2 separate regions of the Homo sapiens genome follow, and region 2 is linked to region 1. A link is a loop called in an ENCODE intact Hi-C map of the cell type or tissue named here. Cell type or tissue: heart left ventricle. All regions are shown on one strand. Links, peaks and the distances in the headings refer to the core of each region. The heading gives the core; the rest is flanking DNA.

Region 1 (8,689 bases), core at 464-8,463:
AAAATACAAAAATTAGCCGGGCTGTGGTGGCGCACGCCTGTAACCTCAGTTACTCAGGAGGCTGAGGCAGGACAATCACTTGAACCTGGGAGGCGTACATTGCAGTGAGCCAAGATCATGCCACTGTACTTCAGCCTGGGTGACAGAGGGAGACCCTGTCTCAAAAAATAATAATAATAATAATTTAAAAAAGAATAATGCTCAGAAGAGTTAAAAAGAATAGTTAAAATGAAAAAGTTAACGTTAAAAAAATTTAAAGAATACTTAAAATGATTTTAGCTATTCATTTGATTAGGAACTAATTATATACAGTACTTGAAGGACTGTTCCCAAATTTCCTTCTTTTTTTTTTTTTTTTGAGACGGACTCTCACTCTGTTGCCCAGGCTGGAGTGCAGTGGCATGATCTCGGTAGACTACAACCTCCGCCTCCTGGGTTCAAGCAATTCTCCTGCCTCAACCTCCCGAGTAGCCCCCCACCATGCTTGGCTCATTTTTTGTATTTTTAGTAGAGACATGAGCCACCTTGCCCGGCCCCAGATTTCCATTTTGAAAGTCACTGTAGCCATTAAAAGCTAATGTCAGGGCTAGGCGTGGTGGCTCACACCTATAATCTCAGCACTGTTGGACGCCAAGGCTGGTGGATCACTTGAGGCCAGGAGTTCGAAACCAGCCTGGCCAACATGGTGAAACCCTTCCTCTACTAAAAAATACAAAAATTAGCCAGTTGTGGTGGCACACGCCTGCAATCCCAGCTACTTGGGTGGCTGAGGCACAAGAATCGCTTGAACCCAGGAGGTAGAGGTTGCAGTGAGCCAAGATTGCACCACTGCACTCCAGCCTGGGCGACAGAGCAAAACTGTGTCTCAGAAAAAAAAAAAGCTCTCTGGGCATGGTGGCTCACACCTGTAATCCCAGCACTTTGGGAGGCTGAGGCGGGAGGATCAAGAGGTCAAGAGATTGAGGCTATCCTGGCCAACATGGTGAAACCCCATCTCTACTAAAAATACAAAAATTAGCTGGGTGTGGTGGTGCACGCCTGTAGTCCCAGCTACTCGGGAGACTGAGGCAGAAGAATCAGATGAACCCGGGAGGCAGAAGTTGCAGTGAGCCAAGAGTGTGCCACTGCACTCCAGCCTGGGTGACAGAGAGCAAGGCTGTCTAAAAAAAAAAAAAAAAGGCTAATCTCAGGTGTGACCACTTGGGTTCAAATCCTATTTTATGTCATTTACTTAGTTTTATGATCTTAGGCAAGTTGCTTAATCACCTGAATTTCTGTTTCCCCACCTATAATATGTGGATAGTGGCCAGGCACAGTGGTTCACGCCTGTAATCCCAGCACTTTGGGAGGCCGAGATGGGCAGATTACGAGGTCAAAAGATGGAGACCATCCTGGCCAACGTTGTAAAACCCTGTCTGTAATAAAAATACAAAAATTAGCTGGGCATCGTGGTGTGCACCTGTAGTCCCAGCTACTCGGGATGCTGAGGCAGGAGAATCACTTGAACCTGGGAGGTGGAGGTTGCAGTGAGCCGAGATCGTGCCACTGCCTTCCAGTGTGACGACAGAGCGAGACTACTTCTCAAAAAAAAAAAAAAAAATGTGGATAGTAATAGTACCTATATAATAGAGTTGTCATAAAGATGAAATTAAATAATAGATATAAACAGCTTGGCAGAATGCCTGGCACATAATAAATACTCAACAAACGTGAACAATATTACATCTGCATAGATAATGCACAGTTGAGTTCCACATTCAATTAAGCATTTAATACTCTGTAAATGCTCAGATTTTGTTTTCAGTTAATATAATGAGGATTCTTGGCTTATAAAAGGTCAGAAAAATATCCGACGCATCCTTTCCTATATGTGAACTATCAGAATCAATGCACAGGTATCCAATTCCATGTCTGTTAATGACCAAGAAACTTCAAATCAACCTGTGCTATCAAACAGGATTACAAACCTACTTACAGAGTGTACTTATACACATCTTTTCCAGATAGCTATGTTACGTATAATGATCACCTTAGATTATAAGAATTTACTAGTTTAAAATAATTTTTTAGATATTTGAAGCAACTATGACCAGATATAAAGGTGCTTAGTATAGGAAGGTGCTGAGAAATTTATGAAATGAATTTATCAAGTTTTGTTTCTGCATGCTGTTTTGTTAGGCCCATGTATTACTTACCATAAATAATGATAGCTGCTGAAATTCTGTGGTTTAACACAATAAAAGTATATTTCATGCTTGTGCTGTATCCAGTGTAAATATGTGTGATTGGTAGATGAAGAGCCACATGGTCATTCAGGGACCCAGAGAGTAGAGGACCATGAAGGAAGTTTTTATAGGCCAGTTCTGGAAGTGCAGTGCATTATTTCAACCCATCTTCTATTGGCCAGAACACAACCACATGACCAACTCTTACAGCCTGGAAGCTGGGAAATGTAGTTAGATAAGTTCCAGGAATAAAAGAAATGGGCCAGGCATGGTAGCTCGCGCCTGTAATCCGAGCACTTTGGAAGGCCAAGGTGAGCGCATCACTTGAGGCGAGGAGTTCGAGACCAGCCTAGCCAATGTGGCAGAACCCTATCTCTACTAAAAATGCAAAATTAGCCGGGTGTGTTGGCACATGCATATAATCCCAGCTACTCAGGAGACTGAGGCAGGAGAATTGCTTGAACCCGGGAGTCAGAGGTTGCAGTGAGCCGAGATCGCACCATTGCATTCCAGCATGTGTAACAAGAGCGAAACTATGTCTCAAAAAAAAAAAGAAAAAGAAAAATTAGCCAGGTGTGGTGGCCCATGCCTGTAATCACAGCTACTAGGGAAGCTGAGGCAAGAGAATCGCTTGAACCCAGGAGGTGGAGGTTGCAGTGAATTGAGATTGTGCCACTGCACTGCAGCCTGGATGACAGAGTGAGACTGTCTAAAAAAAAAAGGAAGAAAGAAAAGAAAAGAAGTGGGTTTTAGTGAACATATGGTCTCCGCCATACCCCAGTACAGAAAGAAGGCCAACAAATATTCTTAGAAGCTGTCAGAGAGCTGACAGGTCTTCAAGGTCCAGTTAGAGAAAAAGTTTTGGTATCCATGGCAAAGTGACACAGGAATAATGGTTTTTGGAAGCAGTATGCTCACCAGCTGAGTGACATTGCTAAGTTCCTTGATCTTTCTGAAGCTGAGTTGTCTTGCTCAGTAAAATAGGAATAGTATATAATAACATCTCTCTCTTAGGGGTGTAAGTATTATAATGTATATAAAGTCCCTAGAACATAATAAACACTTAACAAATGTTAATACACTGGACAAAGGGATGATTTATGTCCTGGTGGGGACAGAGTGGGATGGCACAAGATTTCTTTTTTTGTGTGTGATGGAGTCTTGCTCTTTCGCCCAGGCTGCAGTGCAGTGGAGCAATCTCGGCTCACTGCAACATCCGCCTCCCGGTTTCAAGTGATTCTTACCATGTTGGCCAGGCTGGTCTTGACCTCCTGACCTCAGGTGATCCCCCTGCCTCTGCCTCCCAAAGTGCTGGGATTATAGGCGTGAGCCACTGTGCCCAGCTGGCACAAGATTTCATCATGCTATTCAGAATGGTACACAATTTAAAACTAATAAATTATTTCTGGAATTTTTTATTTTTCTTTTTTGAGACAGTCTCACTCTGTCGCCCAGGATGGAGTGTAGTGGCAGGATCTCGCTGACTGCAATCTCTGCCTCCCAGGTTCGAGTGATTCTTCTGTCTCAGCCTCCCGAGTAGCTGGGCTTACATGTGCCACCACCTCACCCAGCTAATTTTCATATTTTTGGTAGTGACGGGGTTTCACCTTGTTGGCCAGGCTGGTCTCCAACTCCTGACCTCAAGTGATCCACCTGCCTCGGCCTCCCAAAGTGCTGGGATTACAGGCTTCTGCCACCGCACCCGGCCAGTTTCCAGCTTCTAGAAGCTGCCCACATTCTTGTGTCACGTCCCTTTTTCCATCTTCAAGGCCAGCAGTGGCTGCTCAGGTTTTCATATCGCTTTACTCTGACCGCCTCTTCTGCTTCCTTCTGTCGCATTTAAAAGGACACTTGTGATTACACTGGGCCCACCTGGATGATCCAGGATAATCTCCCTATTTTAAGGTCTGCTGATTAGCAACCTTCATTCCACCTATTAGCTTGATTCCCCTTGCCATGCAATGTAACACCAGTTCTGGGGATTACAACATGGATATCTTGGGGAGGGGGTGCCATTCTGCCTGTCACAGTAGGTTAGAATTTCAGGAGCATCTTAACTCAGGGTTTCTCATGAGGGGGCAGTCAAGATGTCAGCTGCGTCTTCAGCCATTTGGAGGCCTGACTGGGCCTGGAGGGTGCCTTTCCTAGGGGACTTATCAAGTTGTGCTGGTTGTTGATGGAATGCATCAGTTTCTCCCCATATGAGGCTCTCTTCTGCTGCTTGCGTGTCCTCAAGGCATGGCTATTGGCTTCCCCCAGCACAAGTGATCCAAGAGAGCAAAGCAGCAGCAGCAATTTGGTCTTTTCTAATCTAGCCTCAAAAGTCACACACATTTCCACTACACTCTGTAGGTCAAAGACTAAATCATACAATGCGGGAGGGGACCATCCAAAGTGTGAATACCAGAAGTTGAGACTAATGGGAGCATATTGGAGGCAGGCTACCGCACGACCACACTCTTCCTGTGAAATCTGTTCTAACCACTTCCCTACCCCCACCACACTCCTGCATGCATTCTCTCTGCCCTCTTCTAACTTACACTACCCTTTATTTCACTCACGTGTCTACAGGTCAGTTTCCCTTTTCCTCATTTTGAGCACATTGAGGCTAGAGATGATGCTTTATTTACTTCTGAATTCCTAACATTCAGCATAGTGTGATTGAACTGAATTGAATTAAGGAAAGAAGTCAGATGACCAGAACTTGGAAACAAACCCCAGTCTTTTACGGGAGCCTTGCTGAATGTAGATGGTCGATTACTTGAATTTGAAGACTAGCCAGAGAGAGGCTTCATCTGGTAAATCCCTTGAGAAATAAGGTATCCTTACAGTAGGCAGTTCTGCCTATGGAGCAGCCATTTTGCTTACACTGTTGCCCTAATAAGCTTGCTTTCTTAAAAAAAAGGTATCTTTATAGTAAATATAAGGAACTTGAGAGCTGAGGACTCTGTATAATAATACTTCTTTTTATTACTTTCCTGCATTGAATAAAATTGAAACTTGATAACCATGCTGAATATCTGCAGTCTTTTTTTGTTTTTTTTTTGAGACAGAGTTTCACTCTGTCACCCAGGCTGGAGTGCAGTGGCATGATCTCGGCTCACTGCAACCTCCACCTCCCTGGTTCAAGCAATTCCCCTGCCTCAGCCTCCCGAGTAGCTGGGATTACAGGTGCACGCCACCACACCCATCTAATTTTTGTATTTGTAGTAGAGATGGGGTTTCACCATGTTGGCCAGGCTGGTTTTGAATTCCTGACCTCAGGCAATCTGCCCACCTCAGCTTCCCAAAGCGCTAGGATTACAGGTGTGAGCCACCGCACCCAGCCTTTTTTTTTTTTTTTTTCTGAGACGGAGTTTCTGTCTCGTTGCCCAGGCTAGAGTGCAATGGTGCGATCTCGGATCTCAGCTCACTGCAACCCCCACCTCTTGGGCCAAGCAATGCACCTGCCTTGGCCTCCCAAAGTGCTGGGATTACAGGCGTGAGACACCACGCCCAGGCCTTTTTGTCTATTTTTATGTGGAGGCTACTCACCATAAACAAGTCTGTTATTTTTATTTTTTATTTTTTTTGAGACAGAGTCTCACTCTGTCACCCAGGCTGGAGTGCAGTGGCACTATCTCCACTCACTGCAAACTCCACCTCCTGGATTCAAACAATTCTCCTGCCTCAGCTTCCTGAGTAGCTGGGATTATAGACATCCGCCACCACGCCTGGATAATTTGTGTAGTTTTTGTAGAAATGGGGTTTCACTATGTTGTCCAGGCTGGTCTGGAACTCCTGGCCTCAAGCAATCCACCCACCTCAGCCTCCTAAAGTGCTGAGATTACAGGCATGAACGCCCATGCCCGGTAAAGTCATTCTTGATCTTTCAAGATTTAACTGTGTGATGACAACTAATAAGTGAGGATGACTTTTCTGCCTTATTTAGGCCCCTACTCTTTCTAAGCATCTTTCCATACACCAGAGAGACTGTTGACAATTCCTCCAAAGACAGGACTTACTTGGACCCCTAAATTTAAAGTTTCTAGCTATTCTGTGTTCTCTTCTTGGATGGCAGCATGAAAGATTCCAGGGCCATATGCTGTGTTTGCTCTGGGTGTCTCCATATGAAATGTATGCAGTTTCCCAAACAGAGTATTAACCTAGACTTCCTAGAGATGTCTGTGTTAGTGAAAAGTATTGTAACATCTTGTGTTAGTGATAATGGTTTCAAATTAGACAGCTTGAATTTCTTAATAGAAACCAAAGAGACTTTTGGATAATATGTGAATCGAAAGGAAAGAATCTGCTAGTTTCTAGCCAAAAGGTGACCCTTTTAAAGACATATTTGTTAGTTGTGAGTGACAGAGGTTACAGAGTCAGCCAGGACCATTTCTAAAGTGTTAAACTGACCTTAGGTAACAAGGTCATGAGGTCGGTAGGGGTCAGGATTGGTCGAGGAGAACTCTTTGCCTTTTGTCGAGAGCTTTAAAAGGTTTCAACTTCCCGTCCCTCCCTCTCTTCTTTCTGGTCTCACCCTGCCTGGCTGTTTTCTAAAAGCCACCATGATTTGAAAACTGACTCATGGGCTGACCTTCCCAGCCTGAGGGCACATGGACAACCAGATGCTGTAGTTCAAACATATTCCTGTTTGGCAGGGTGGCAGGAGCCAGGAAGCCTGGAGATGGGGACTCTCCTCATCCCCCTTGCAATCTGTAAGAATTGTCTAATGAAGGCCGGGCGCGGTGGCTCACGCCTGAAATCTCAGCACTTTGGGGAGGCTGAGGCGGGCAGATCACTTGAGGTCAGGAGTTCAAGACCAGCCTGGCCAGCATGGTGAAACCCTGTCTCTACTAAAAATACAAAAATTAGCCAGGCATGGTGGCAGGCGACTGTAGTCCCAGCTACTTGTGAGGCTGAGGCAAGAGAATCGCTTGAACCCAGGAAGCAGAGGTTGCAGTGAGTCAAGATTGTGCCAACGCATTCCTGCCTTGGCAAGACAGCGAGACTCAGTCTCAAAAAAAAAAAAAAAAAGAGAGAGACACTAGAGAGAGAATTGTTTTATGAAGATATGACCTTCTGTTCTTACTTTGTTTTATTTTGTCTCTCTATGTTGCCAGGCTAAACTGCCATGGCTATTCATAAGCACAATCATCACACATTGTAGCCTTAGTCTAACTCCTGGGCTCAAGCAATCCTCCTGCCTCAGCCTCCTGAGTAGCTGGGACTACAGGATCTCACCACCATACCTGGCTTGGTCATCAGTTGTTTATATTATTTCCCTTTGGCTTCTCTGTGTTTATAAATGTTTGAATTGCTGTCTTTGATGAAGTTGAGCAAATCATTAAACCTTTTGGGGATTAATTTTTTTCTCATCAACAAAATGAGAAAAACTGCATAAGCTATTTTTCTTCATGTTCGTTTGAGTAGCTAAAATGTCTATACTTTTTTTGTTCTTGATTAGTAAAAATTAGAGAAGCCTCATGCTCTTTTCTATAATATCTAAATCACTCGGCTGGGCACGGTGGCTCATGCCTATAATCTCAGCACTTCGGGAGGCCAAGGCAGGCAGATCACCTGAGGTCAGGAGTTCAAGACCAGCCTGGCCAACATGATGAAACCCTGTCTCTACTAAAAATACAAAAAAATTAGCCAGGCATGGTGAACCCAGGAGGCGGAGCTTGCAGTGAGCTGAGATTGCGCCACTACACTCCAGCCTGGGCGACAGAGCGAGACTCTGTCTCCAAAAAAAAAATATATATATATATATTAGGCAGCCATGGTGGCAGGCACCTGTAATCCCAGCTACTTGGGAAGCGGAGGCAGGAGAATCTCTTGAGCCCAGAAGGCGGGGGTTGCAGTGAGCCAAGACGGCACCATTGCACTCCAGCATGGGCAACAAGAAACTCCGTCTCAAAAAAAAAAAAACAAAAAAACTATATCTCTCTAGGAATGAAGACACTGTAGTACTCTTGTTCCTGTGGACAATTCGCTATGTATAATTACTGGCTTTACAGAAGGTGGAGTAAGACATTTGGAACCCTGCCCAGGTGCTAACCCTTTGCTTTTAGCCCCAAATGACTTATGAAACTTAATAAACTCTTCTAAGCCCTTGCACATGACATATGCTCAGCATATGATTGTGTTTGGTTTCTCTGGCATGTAACTTGTATATTACTTATGTAAGCTTTACCACTTTACGATAGTGCTTTGAACAATGATTTCTTATTAAAAAGACTTTGGCTTTCCCCCTCCTGAACATGTAAAGCACATTTGAACTGACATCTTTCAAATAGAGAAACTGTGATTTGCTCACATATAGCTTAACTGACTCGGGGATATTTCCTCCTCATTAACCTGTCCCCATCAATTTGAGGAGGAAATCAGTAAGACCTCACCATGAATCCTCTTTACCTCTGTATTTCCTTTTTTCCTCTCTTTGAAAAATCTGCTGAAATCTGGGTCGGACTTTTGAATATTTT
Region 2 (8,689 bases), core at 233-8,232, 53 kb after region 1:
TTTCCCACCTATTCTTGGATGTGTTTTTCCATGTAAACTTTGATATCAACTCATCTAAAAAAACTTATTAGTAGGCCGGGCGCCGTGGCTCATGCCTGTAATTCCAGCACTTTAGGAGGCCGAGGCGGGTGGATCACCTGAGGTCAGGAGTTCGAGACCAGCCTGACTATTAAGAAGAAACCCCGTCTCTACTAAAAATACAAAATTAGCTGGACATGGTGGCAGAGGCCTGTAATTCCAGCTACTTGGGAGGCTGAGGCAGGAGAATTGCTTGAATCCTGGAGGTGGAGGTTGTGGTGAGCCGAAATCACGCCATTGCACTCCAGCCTGGGCAACAAGCGTGAATCTCCGTCTGGAAAAAAAAAAAAAAAAAAAAAAAAAAAAAAAAAAAAAAGCTTGTTAGTATCACATTAGCTTTTAAATTAAGATAAGGAAAATGACATCTTTATAATGTTGAGTCATCCTATGCAAGAATAGGAGCTATCCTTCCATTTATTCAAGAAAGCTTTTGTGTGTTTCAGAAATGTCAAATTACATTTTAAACTGTACTTGTTTTTTAACTACTTTAGGGACTGTATTGAGTTTTTTGGAATGTGATACCATCAGAATGGATAAAATATATGTCACATTGTCTGCAGAGAAAAGACCAGGATCTTAAATGCTAATCTGACTCACACAGTAAGTAATGTTTTAAAAGCCTGTAGTCTGAATGACCACTGCCTCTGATGAAGTTTTTATCAATCTCAGCTGTAGAAGGATGCTTTGGGCAGTCAGGAAATGCCAGAGATACAGGATTATTTTCTTTTTTGGATCTTCCTCTCTGTGCTCTGCAGGAAGCCAGATCTTTCCCACCTAAACCATAAAACTTCTTAAGATAAACAGTTTCTCTCTTCTTGAAGAGAGGGAAAAGGAGGCTGATATAACCAGTGGTGTCAGTGATCTGAGATAAAAACTGTCAGAATAAAGTAAAGGAGAAAAACTAAGCATGTAAGTGTTTGTAGCCAGGTCAGAAAGCCCTTGTAATAGATCAGGCGTTGGTTATATTGCAGATAATTGACACATACACACCCACCCTTTCTACTCTCATACACAGAGGGGAGAGGATGACAGAAAAAAAACTTATCAAGACACAGAGAACAAAGAACTCAGAGGTATAGAACAAAGGCCCTCATTAAGCCACCCTAGCTGGAGAATCTTTGCCACGGCCTCCTCTGTAAGTCACGTCTGGTGTTCTGAGCCAAAAGCATCTCAATATATTAGATTTCTAATTAGTTGTAATATTTAACTATTTAGGAGATTTTATTTATTGCTGGTATTCAAGTTATTTTGAGAATACCGTTCACTGCGAGTCCTGGTTTAAGAATCTAAGAAGTCTATATGAAAAAATGCAAATCTGGCTAGGTCCTACTGCCCATTAGTCCCTGGATCAGGGATGGACGGTTTGCATTTCGTTTATCAACACCCATTGTGTCTGGAAGAGAGAAAGAAACACTAACTATATGACTGATACTCCAAATAGACAGTTTGCCTCCAGACCTCACCTGCAGGTCAGGCAGAGTGAGATTTAGGTGAGCTCATTAGTCCTAGACACAAGCTATGAAGTTGTAGGGCCAAGATACCACCCAAAGAGGCTGACTGCAACTTCTAGATCGGCTCCTAATTTGCAGTGCACCCAAAGGCAAACCCTTGCTGTGTCTTGTTTTCCCTTTCTGAGCTATCAAATGAGAATGATGAAGTGTGCCCTATCTCCTTTACTGGCATTGAATAAGAGGAGACAATAAATGTGAAAATGCATTAAAGTGAATTAAAAGTGCGATCTAAATGTAAGAGTGATTCAGTGAATTGTGTTCCAGCATTCTTCAATGTCCTAATGAGGAAGAAATGTTCCTAATGAGGAACAATTAGATAGCTTTCCAGCATATTTATCATGGATTTAAAAAGTATCCACTCACTTAGTGGCTGAGTCACTCTTCCAACCTCTGTTGTATGCATGTTAGATCATTTTAAAAGGGCTGGGAGGCCGGGCGTGGTGGCTCACACCTGTAATCCCAGCACTTTGGGGGGCCGAGGCGGGAGGATCATGAGGTCAGGAGATGGAGACCATCCTGGCTAACACAGTGAAACCCTGTCTCTACTAAAAACACAAAAAATTAGCCGGGCATGGTGGCAGGTGCCTGTAGTCCCAGCTACTCAGGAGGCTGAGGCAGGAGAATGGCATGAACCCGGGAAGCGGAGCTCGCAGTGAGCCAAGATTGCGCCACTGCACTCCAGCCTGGGCGAGAGCGAGACTCTGTCCCAAAATAAATAAATAAATAAATAAATAAATAAATAAATAAATAAATAAAACAAAAGGGCTGGGAAACCTCTGTTCTACCAGCTGAAAAGACTTCCAAGCCCCCATAACTTGGCAAACAGGCTTCGGATTGTGGCCGTCCCACATTGCTGGCAGAGTGGGCTGAGGTTGAGTCAAAGGAAAAAAGTTATTGGCACTCTGGAAAAGATTTTGTGGACTCAGAGATGTAGTGTCTGTTATATATAACTAGGGAACCAATATAATTAAGGAAAACCTCACATTTTTGTCTGTCCCTCTTGATGTAAGCATATTTGCCCTCTGAATTCATGCCCATGGGTAGTAAGCATCTTTTGGGTAATTTAATACTTGGAAGTATTTCATGACATAGAGATTTGTGAAATACTTCTCCTACACAAAACCCCAAGTGAAATCTTATGCAGATAAAATAATTCAATGACCTATGCTGTGACAAAGACCATCACTGCCCACACTGGAAACTGTTCCAGCTGTTTCTCTTGGTCTGAATTGGCTTCAGGTAGACAGAGCCTAAGATAAAATGGCAATGCTGAGAATATTGGTCTTTCAGGCTCTTGATCTTCTATTTCAGGGCTCTTTTCCAACCTAGGAGAAGTGTCCCTTTTTCTAACCTCTATCAATCCTGGAACAGCTCTTATCTTTTACTATGAATACATTTGGGGTCAGAAATCTTTTCCTTTGTGTTGTAATTTCAGTCTTCTAAGTATGGAAATGAAAGGCCTTATTTGCTATTAAGTTCAGTCATCAGAAAACAGGTGAGAGCATATTTGGTTTCTCTTGAACCTCACCATTCCTGCTATGGGGGCCAGCCCCGAGAGGGAGCTACGTTTAGTCATTTAAGAGACTTTAGGGTCACTTGTTATTTGGGATAGAAAGGTAGAGAGGAGGGGCTCTCTCTCGCTCCCCTCCAGGGTCTGCTACCTTACCTGGTCGTCCATCCTGGGGCTGCCAGGAGCTTATTCCAGGTAGTGCTTGAGACCACACAGACTCCCTGCCAAGGAACCTGCATCCCATGTCCTTCGTGCTCTTTTAGGCGTCCCTAGCTCATCTCTAATCTCTATTTCTTTTTCTCCAGCACTCTTCCAAGGGCCTCAGAGTCCATTTTCATTGTGCTTCTCCCTCCCCAGGGCCACCTGGCCAGTTGCAGCCTCCCCACTCCCCACCCACGCAAACTTCTTTATGGCGGTCATAGGGCTGTTACCCAGCAGTGACGTTATCCACAGGTGCAGGGGCCAGAGCTCCTACAGCTTTTGGCCTTCTAGCACCTAGACGCCAAAGTGAAGAGCAACAAGAGGACCACTTTATAGTGCAAGGCACAGGCAGGGTCTCAGGTGAGAGCAACTGCAGAGAAATTGGGCCTCGCACCAGGGAGATTGGGAATGGGAGCCAGGTCATCAGCAGCCATCAGGCTATGGTTGTGCACACACATGTGCGGGTGTGGGGAGGAATTCCACCCTGAGTGGAACAGGACACCAGAGAAAACTGTTGGCAATAATTCTAGAACTTGGAATACCTAACAGAGACAAAAGAAAAACCTAAAAGCCTCCTTTTGGCTAGGAAAACACTACCAATTACACTGTTTATAGTCTTCCCCCACTCACCACTTATTCTATTAAGTATAAAATATATTAGAATTTGCTTATCAGAAGTGATGTTTGATAATTCAATCAGCTTTCTTAGTGTGCTGCACGTGTAACAGGGTCTCCTCACGGGCTACTGATTATTTGCTGATAACCTCCATATCTCTACCCACCTTTAGATCCACAGCCGCCTGCCGGCAGCCTCCCTTCTGATGTCTCCATGATCCTATTTCCGTTTCAGTGGCGGCACCAGCTTTCATCCAGCTGGCCCAGTTAGAGACTTAGGTGTGGGCCTACACTCCTGTCTGTGCCCTTCCTGCCCTTCCCTCTCCAAAAACAAGGGCAGTTCAGCCTCCCTACATCTCTGCATCCCAGCTTCTCCAGGCTGACTTCAGACCGCCACCATCTCTCCCCTGTGTCACTGGAATGCTCGCCAAACTAAGGCCGGCTCCCGGTCTTACTGCCCCTGGAGAGAAAGAATGAGCTTTCTGAAGTGCACATCCCATCATCCCACCCTTTGGCATGTAACTTTTGAATAGTTCCCCTATTGTTGACAGGATACAGATCAGATTACTTTCACTGTCAAATCCCTACTATTTCTCTCAATACAATCTGCTGTTTCACCCATTGAGAGTAACTCATAATGGCCTCTGATGATCCCTTGTTTAATTTCACTCTTTCTTTTTCATGGGCCACACGCACTGCTGAAAATTAGAGGGCTGGTTCCAGTTCAAAGCCTTCAGCTGGGCTGAGCTCCATCTGCAGTCTATTAGCCCTTCTGATCGCATTTTGTTATTCTCCTTGCACCAGAAAAAACAAACAGATGCCTCTCCCACAGTCTATGCCTTCCCCTCAGTGTCAGAGGTTGGCTCCCAGGTGACCCCCTGTGACCTCCTCAGCAGTGGCCTTACCCTCCTAGTTGTCCTGTCTCAACACTGCTCGTGATTTCTAGCTGTTTTTCTCTTTTTTTTTTTTTCCTTTTTTAAATTTTTGAGACAAGGTCCCACTACGTTTCCCAGACTGACCTCGAACCTCTGGGCTCAAGCGATCCTCACAGCTTAGCCTCCCAAGTAGCTGAGACTACTTGGCGTGCTCCACCATGCCCAGCTACCGGATGTTTCTTTCTGATAAACCACCCAGGTGCCAATGTGCCTCCTCTGTTCTGGTGATGATCTTTCAAGGTGCTAGATCCAGCACTTCATACTGGAAGCTGCTTCCCAGCTCTTCCCACATGTTTGCTCCTGCCCACAGCTTCCATGACCTTCAGTAGGGAACACCTTCAGTATTGTGGGGACCACCTCAGTACTGGGTGGGCGACTTTCAGCAAAATTCCTGCCTCTATAGGAGCTACAGTGGCACACTCAGGTATGACTTGGGGGCTTAGCCCACCTCTACATAATCCGCATCAGCCTCTCACCCGAGCCCCCCCTAGTAAACATATAACCTAAGTGAAACTCATGTGCTTACAGTGGAAACACAGCTCCTCCTCAAACCAGACCACCATCCTTAAGCTCCTGAGTGGAAATTATATTTTTTTATTTTTGGTGTAGGCATTTTAATCTGGCGGTGCACATGTATTTTCTAAACATTCTACAATTTGTACATGTTCTATTTAAAATAAAACAGAATAAGTGATTTTAAAATTTAAAGAGGTGAAAGAAACTGTAAGAAAACAGATGCTTTAAATGAGGTGGTTTCAGCTGGGTGCGGTGGCTCACGGCTATAATCCCAACACTTTGGGAGATTGAGTTGGGTGGATAACTTGAGGTCAGGAGTTTGAGACCTGCTTGGCAAACGTGGTGAAACCCTGTCTCTACTAAAAATACAAAAATTAGCGGGCGTGGTGGCGGGTACCTGTAATCCCAGCTACTCGGGAGGCTGAGACACAAGAATCACTTGAACCTGGTGGGGCGGGGGGCAGAGGTTGCAGTGAGCTAAGATCGCGCCACTGCACTCCAGCCTGGACGACAGAGTGAGACTCCATCTCAAAAAAAAAAAAAAAAAAAGGTGGTTTCAAAAGAAGGCATAGATTTTTTCAAAAAAGTTAACAATTAAATACATGCCAGAGTACTGCACAAACTTTTGGAGAACAGAAGACATGCAAAAGTACTTCCAGTCTTCAACATAAAATAAGTCCGAGCATTGCTTTGTATGTTTGTTGGCTATTTGTATATTTTCTTGTTTTTTTGCTTCAGCTTTTAAGTTCCATGGTACATGTGCAGGAAGTGCAGGTTTGTTACATAGGTAAACGTGTGCCATGGTGGTTTGTTACACAGATCAACCCATCATCTAGGTATTAAGCCCAGCATCCATTAGCTGTTCTTGATGCTCTCCCTACCCCCCGCCCCCACTGACAGGACCCATATGTGTTTTCCCCTCCATGTGTCTGTGGGTTCTCATCATTTAGCTTCCACTTATAGGTGAGAACATGTGGTGTTTGGTTTTCTGTTCCTCATTAGTTTGCTGAGGATAATGGCTTCCAGCTCCATCCATTGCAAAGGACATGATCTAGTTCCTTTTTATGGCTGCATAGTATTCCATGGTGTATACATACCACATTTTTCTTATCCAGTCTATCACTGATGGGCATTTGGGTTGATTCCATGTCTTTGTTATTGTGAATAGTGTTGCAATGAACATACGCTGGAATGTATCTTTATAACAGAATGATTTATATTCCTTTTGGTATATATCCAATAATGGGATTGCTGGGTCAAATGGTATTTCTGCTTCTAGGTCTCTGAGGAATCACCACACTGTCTTCCACAATGGATGAAATAATTTCTAAGTGTAAATTTTAAATTTCAAAACGTGACTGTCTAGATTAGAATGTTGTTTGAATTTCAACATTTGGCTTTCCTGGAAGAACTTCTTCCTAGTCTCTGGGGTTCCCTGGAGGAAGAAAAATAATTTAGCAACATCGCTAGGTGAGCCACTTGTAGCTGCCTCTCAATTCCTTTATGTTGTGTGGAAGTTTGTCGTTAGGCCCATGGATTCCAGCACTGTCCAGTATGGCAGCACCAGCCATGTGTGGCTATTTGAAATGTGGCCAGTCTGAATTAAGATGTGCTGTAAGCATAAGGTACATACTGGGTTTCAAAGACTTAGTACCAAAAATGGAAAATATCTCATTAATAATTTTATGTTTATCACATGTTGAAATGATTTTTTTTTAGACGGAGTTTTGCTCTTGTTGCCCAGGCTGGAGTGCAATGGGGCAATCTCGGCTCACTGCAACCTCGGCCTCCTGGGTTCAAGTGATTCTCCTGCCTCAGCCTCCTGAGTAGCTGGGATTACAGGTGCCCGCCACCACACTTGGCTAATTTTTTATATTTTTAGTAGAGATGGGATTTCATCATTTGGCCAGGCTGGTCTTGAACTCCTAACCTCAGGTGATCCACCCGCCTTAGCCTCCCACACTGTTGGGATTACAGGTGTGAGCCACTGTGCCTGTTCTGAAATGATGTTTTGGATATACTGAGTTAAATAAAATAGATTACTACAATTAATTTTCTTTTTATATTTTAAAACATGGCTACTAGAAAATTTAAAACTACACATGTTGCCTGCTTTATATGACTATTAAATAGTGCTGGACTAATCCTAAGATATTGTAGGCTCAACTGTGTCTTAATGTGCCTTCCAAAGGCTTGCAGTACGTGCTGAGTGTAACTCCCTTCCCCTACCTTGTCAATGCCTATATTAGTAATTAGAGGTCTTGACAATAAATCCCAAATTCCATTTCACAATGTCCCCAGATGGAGATAGGGCAAGTACATAAATTGAGCCCCTGGGGGAACCACAGATATTCCAGAGTCCTAGTAGTGGCTGAGTTAATAGAGCTTTCTTTTTTCTCTTCGTACACTTCTTTTGAAGGGGCAGACAGGGATAAAACATTGCACAATTCCTCATAAAACCACACACCATCACCATCTATTCACAAGCATGACCCCATTCCAACAAACAGCAATACTAAAAAAGCGAACCTATTTGGCTGCCATCCATCAATCACTGAGAACTTAGTTATCCCTTCGGAGGGCTAAACATAGAATATTTCACTGTCATCAAGTCTGGAAGAATATTTATGCTACACTTGGACTTATGCCCAGTGACTGGGTATTAACAAAGTCATTAATCTGGATAGTGTTTTCAAGTCCAACATCAGTGAAAATCCTGTTTGTTTAAACTGAGATTATCTTAGTTCACTGTGCTCATTACCTCCTATTAGTTTGAGAAAATATGCTTGAATTTCTCATTTATAAAATATTCTTGTTACAGAAAAACAACTTTTAAGAAGGCATGATGTTTGCCTTTATAATAATTGATTATTTTTCAGAAGAGAACTTAAGTCAGGACCTAAATAATGAATAGAGTATAACTCATGAGCCTATAGTTATGGCTTTAATCTTTGGTTAATTTCACCAGGAGAAAAAACTTTGTTCCAGGGTCATGTGATTGCACAGGAACTTTCATTTACTTGGGCGTTTGGAGGCCCTCCCTTGCACATCTCTCCAGAGATTTAAAGCAGTTCTAAACACATCTGCAGAGAATGTTCAGCAGCTCTGGGCTGTGAACTGCTTTCTTCCCATCATGGCTGTAGTCTGATTTGGACCCACCTTATAATCCTGACCATGATTTCACTGGAAAGACACCAACCTTCCCAATAAAAGGAGCAATTATGGCTTTTCATTTCTGCTTGTATAAGAAGCAAGATTGTAAGGATGAGTTGAATATAATTTCAGGCCAATGCAACCTTCTGGTATTGAGAAAAATATGAATT

What was found. Peaks named below come from ENCODE experiments on the same cell type or tissue, not always from the same donor. Only the 100,000 strongest peaks of a DNase experiment are listed, where the experiment ranks them.
Region 2: a loop joins it to region 1, with 4 times the contacts of the local background. A loop is called at or near these places in 3 of 110 quality-filtered maps.

The regions. Positions count from the first base shown.
Region 1 is chr15:55,762,188-55,770,876 of GRCh38, forward strand. No RefSeq gene overlaps it. Among named protein-coding and RNA genes, the nearest start is that of PRTG, 23 kb to the left of the region's middle. In heart left ventricle, for the core only: no CTCF peak of the experiment used is centred there; no DNase peak of the experiment used is centred there.
Region 2 is chr15:55,815,493-55,824,181 of GRCh38, forward strand. No RefSeq gene overlaps it. Among named protein-coding and RNA genes, the nearest start is that of PRTG, 77 kb to the left of the region's middle. In heart left ventricle, for the core only: no CTCF peak of the experiment used is centred there; a DNase peak (open chromatin) is centred at 4,802; H3K27ac peaks cover 868 bases.